Regions from separate parts of the Homo sapiens genome. Here region 2 is linked to region 1. A link is an interaction called in ENCODE POLR2A ChIA-PET data of the cell type or tissue named here. Cell type or tissue: Panc1. All regions are shown on one strand.

Region 1 (2,500 bases):
TGGGATTTTGCTCCCATGATTAGGTTATATTGAAAAAACAGGCCGGGTGTGGTGGTTCCTGCCTGTAATTCCAGCACTTTGGGAGGCCGAGGTGGGTAGATCACCTGAGGTCGGGAGTTTGAGACCAGCCTGGCCGATATGATGAAACCCCATCTCTACTAAAAATACAAAAATTAACTGGGCGTGGTAGTGGACACCTGTAATCCCAGCTACTGGGGAAGCTGAGGCAGGAGAATCACTTGAACCTGGGAGACGGAGGTTGCAGTGAGCCAAGATTGTGCCACTGCACTCCAGCCTGGGCAACAGAGCAACACTCTGTCTCAAAAACAAACAAACAAGGTTTTGTAGACATAATTAAGGTCCTTTAAGTTGACTTTGACTTATTCAAAAGGGAGTTTATCTTGGTCTGACCTAATCAGGCGAGCTCTTTGAAAGACAATCCAAGCCTCTCCCAAGAGGAAAGGTTGGAAGCAGTGGAATTGCGCTCCTGTTGACCTTGAAGAGGCAAGATGCCATGTTGTGGAGAGGGCCATGTGGCAGGAACGGTGGTGGGTGGTTTCCAGGAGCTGAGGACCTCAGTCCTACAATCACAAGGATCTGAATTCTGTGACTAGCCACTGAGCTTGGAGGAGAACTCTGAGTTTTCAGATGGGGATGTGGCGCCAGCTGACACCTGGATTGCAGCCTGTGAGACCCTGAGCAGAGACTTCAGTTAAGCTGTGCCTGGACTTCTGACCCACAGAAACTGAAATGATAAAGGGGTATTGCTTTAAGCAATCAGTGATAGAGCATAGCAAACTAATATATCAGGCCAGTCCAGATTCAGGAACAGGGAAAGAGACTCCATGCCTGGATGGGAGGAGTGGCAGGGTCACACTGAAAAGGGAACGCAGAGCTATTATTGTAATAATTTACCTCAAGGGTCCCTAGTTGGGACACAGCTCATGCTTAAAGCTGATGGGATCCCTGGGGCCAGACACTCCTTTCACAAAGGCACCTGCAGAATTCTGGGCATCTTACCTTTGTGACTTCTACCAGTTGGGTGTGGTTGGGACTCATGGGCTATGCCTCCATGTCCCTAGCATCAGACACATGTGGGTGCCTCATAAATATCTGTGGGACAAATCAAGGAATGAAGGTGCTGAACTGGGCTTTGCAGGGATGGGGAGTGAGGCCTTTGCCAAACAGAGTTTGTCTGCACCTGGGGCAAGGAGGGACTCAGGGATGGGAGGAGGTAGCTTTGTCCCAGGCTTCGACTGTCAGCCTGGCATGGTTGAGGCACAGAGTCTCTTAAGGCTGTGGACAGTGTCAGAATTGGGAAAGAGTACTTTAGCTCCAATCCCATTGAAGATCTATCCAAGTCCACTTTCCAGAATGGACTATCCCCTCCCTGATGCCAGAAGTCAGTGCCTTGAGCTTGGGACCACAGGCCACAGGCCTTCATTCTGTCCCTGATTTGAGGTCCTGGAGGGCTGGGGTGTGAGTTAGAATGTGGAGGGTGTGGCATCATCTGGACATTTAACTCAACACAGAGTCAACTCTGCACTTGTCTCCATCATTTAGAAAATGTAAAATGATTTTCTGCAGATGTCTTTATCACTATACACTGCACACTGCTGCAACTCAACCCCTTATGTGATTGTCTTAGTCACATGTAAGTGACTTATTAAGGAAGTGCTCCCAGGGGAGATTGCTAAGGGAATGAGTGAAGCAAGATAGGAAAGGGAAGGAAGCAAGCAGAGAGTAAGGTGTCGAGCTAAAGTCCTGCAGTGAGTGGCCCCAGCCTCACGCCTCAAGGGATCTGGAGAGTAAGTTATTCCTCAATATTTTCCCCCACCCACCAGACCCTGGTTACAGGCTGCAGGGCAAGGGTATTAGGTGGGGGGAATGTTGATCCCCCAGACACGTGCTGCTTTCTGCCTCTGTCTGCAAAGTGGCTTCAGTACCCTGGGGATGGCCTTTGGAAGGAGAGCTATAGATGCTGGCTGCTGGAGGAAAGGCACATGGGTGGGCTTGGGGGGACATAGAACAGGGACCCCTGGGGATCCGAGCAGGGAACAGATGTTACTGCGGAGGGATGAGACACAGCAGCTGAGTATGGTACTTTATAGGCTCTGCAAACTCCAAGCTGCTCCCACCCCAGGCCCTTGATCCTTGCTGTTCCCTCTACCTAGAACAGTCCCATCTTCTCCCAGGGGTGGCACGGTGGCTTCTTCAGTTCTTTCAATCTCTGCTCAGATGTTACCTCTTCAAAAAGATTTCCTCTGATGACCTTATGTAAAGGAGCCCCAACTCCTACCCACCACCCTCTCTCCCCATAGATGAGAAAGAAAAATAAAAACTCAGGACCCGAATTCACTATCTTCCGGACATGTCCTTGACCTTGGCAATATAAGCTTCTCAATTGATCGAGGCCTGTCTCAGACACTTTTTGGTTACAATGTCTATTTTTTCCCCTGGTCCTTAACACTATCTGGCGTTATAGGAATGGTTTGTTTAA
Region 2 (2,500 bases), 160 kb after region 1:
GCAACAAGAGCCAAATTTCGTCTCAAAAGAAAAAAAAACAAAAACAAAAAACATGGAATATATGGGAAAAAAACTCAATGATCAGGAGAAATGCTATTATTTTAAAATTTAGTAAGAAGAGAGTCTGGTCCCCAATGGCTCCCTCCTGCAAGGCTGGTGACACAGAGACTGGACAGGGCTGGTCTGGTAAGAGGCCCCAGCCCCATCCGTCCCCAGCTCTGTGGCCTGGGCAGGTTACCCCATCTCTCTGCGCCTCTGGCACCTCCTCTGTAAGATGGGAATGGCCCGTGCGGGCCTAGGGCAGCCTCACATGAGCTCACATCCGCGCAGCACTTAGAAGAGTGGCCTGGGCCTCAGAATTCGGTTCTACCATGATTTAACAATAGTAATATACAGAGGTGAAATGTCAGAAGGAACTGGCTGAAAGGTTAAAATCTATTATTTTGGGGTGAATAGTTTTATTCTCTCTCTCTTTTTTTTTTTTTTTTTTGAGATGGAGTTTCGCTCTTGTAGCCCAGGCTGGAGTGCAGTGGCACGATCTCGGCTCACTACAACCTCCGCCTCCCAGGTTCAAGCGATTCTCCTGCCTCAGCCTCCACAGTGGCTGGGATTACAGGCACCCACTACCACGCTTGGCTAATTTTTATATTTTTAGTAGAGACTGGGTTTCACCATGTTGGTGAGACTGGTCTCAAACTCCTGACCTCAAGTGATGGGCCTACCTCGGCCTCCCAAAGTGCTGGGATTACAGGCATGAGCCATAATGTCCAGCCAAGAACTTTGTTCTCTTTTGCATTTTACTAATGCGTTGGAGAATGGGTGGGAGAAATACTGGGAAGGTGGGGAATGTACTCCTGGAACGACCAGAGCTGGACCCTGAGCTGGAAGAGGTCAGCCTGCCCCTGCTGCCCATGCCAGCATCCCCTTTTCTTGCTCTCTCCCCGGTCTTCCTGCCTGGGAAGGAAGCAAAAATTCTCAGGGCTGTGGAGGGGTTGGGGAGGCCCAGAGCCATGCAGGGGGCTGTGTTTAGTGGACATCAGCCCTGAGGGCTCCCGGGAGCGCTCTCTACATTGGCTGGTTTCTCTCTTGTGTCTTCAGAAACACAGTGGAGCGAATGTATCGAGACACATTCTCCTACAACTTTTATAATAGACCCATCCTTTCTCGTCGGAATACCGTCTGGCTGTGCTACGAAGTGAAAACAAAGGGTCCCTCAAGGCCCCGTTTGGACGCAAAGATCTTTCGAGGCCAGGTACCACCCGGACTTCAATCACTTTGCAGGCAGGAGCTAAGCCAGCTGGGAAAGCAAACCACGCACTGATAAGTGAAGTGCCCGGCGGCGGGCTATCCAGTGTGTCCTTCTCTCCCACACTTTCCAAGTCCGTGGCCCTGACCTTCCTGCTGGACCGTCCTGGGATCGGATCGTGGAGGGGGTTTGCCTTTGCACAAAAGGCCTTGTGTTTTTTTTTTTTTTTTTTTGAGACAGAGTTTCACTCTTGTTGCTCAGGCTGGAGTGCAATGACGCGATCTCGGCTCACAGCAACCTCTGCCTCCTGGGTTCAAGCGATGCTGTCGCCTAAGACTCCCGAGTAGCTGGGATTACAGGTGCCCACCACCACGCCCAGCTAATTTTTTTTTTTTTTGTATTTTTAGTAGAGACAGGATTTTACCATATTCACCAGGCTGGTCTCGAACTTCTGACCTCAGGTGATCCACCTGCCTCGGCCTCCCAAAGTGTTGGGATTACAGGTGTGAGCCACAGCGCCGGCCTAATTTTAATATTTAATTAATCCAATGTGGCTAACATATTACTTCAACATTAATTAACATAAAATTCTTGACAAGATAATGAAGTTTCTTTTTGTCACACTGAGTCTTTGAAATGAGCTGTGTAGGCCACGCTTGGTGGGTGGCTCGCGCCTGTAATCCCAGCACTTTGGGAGGCCGAGGTGGGTGGATCACCTGAGGTTAGATGTTTGAAAACCAGCTTGGCCAACATGGTGAAATCCCGTCTCTACTAAAAATACAAAAAAAAAATTAGCCCGGTGTGGTGGCAGTCGCCTGTAATCCCAGCTACTTGGGAGGCTGAGGCAGGAGAACCGCTTGAACCCATGAGGCAGAGGTTGTAGTGAGCCGAGATTGCATCATTGCACTCCAGCCTGGGCAACAAGAGTGAAACTACGTCTCAAAACAAAAACAAAAAACAAAAAAAGATAAATGAGCGGTGTATGGTGTATTTTTCAGGTGCCCAGGTCTTTCATCAGAGCCCCATTTCAAGTGCTCAGTAGCCCCTTTGGCCAGTGCGCCCCACCACATGGGACAGCGCAGGTCCAGTGGCCTCCCCAGCTGACCGCAGGCAGGGAACAAGGCAGACCCTAGAGGGCCAGGCCACAGCAGGGGCTGAGGATGCCTGGTGAATGGATGCCTGGGAGAATGGATGCCAGAATTCACGCATGAGGCTCTGAACAGGGCTGGGAAAACTTCCAAACGAAGGGAAGCT

The links. Peaks named below come from ENCODE experiments on the same cell type or tissue, not always from the same donor. Only the 100,000 strongest peaks of a DNase experiment are listed, where the experiment ranks them.
Region 2: POLR2A ChIA-PET joins it to region 1 with 8 read pairs; 2 of 35 experiments call an interaction of 5 or more read pairs at or near these places.

Annotation. Positions count from the first base shown.
Region 1 is chr22:38,877,628-38,880,127 of GRCh38, forward strand. No RefSeq gene overlaps it. Among named protein-coding and RNA genes, the nearest start is that of CBX6, 6.7 kb to the left of the region's middle. In Panc1, no CTCF peak of the experiment used is centred here; no DNase peak of the experiment used is centred here.
Region 2 is chr22:39,041,839-39,044,338 of GRCh38, forward strand. It overlaps APOBEC3F (apolipoprotein B mRNA editing enzyme catalytic subunit 3F), which reads left to right. Exons shown (of 7, transcript NM_145298.6): 2 at 1,099-1,252. Among named protein-coding and RNA genes, the nearest start is that of APOBEC3F, 2.2 kb to the left of the region's middle. RefSeq lists an enhancer at 1-725 and a silencer at 1,572-1,802. In Panc1, no CTCF peak of the experiment used is centred here; no DNase peak of the experiment used is centred here.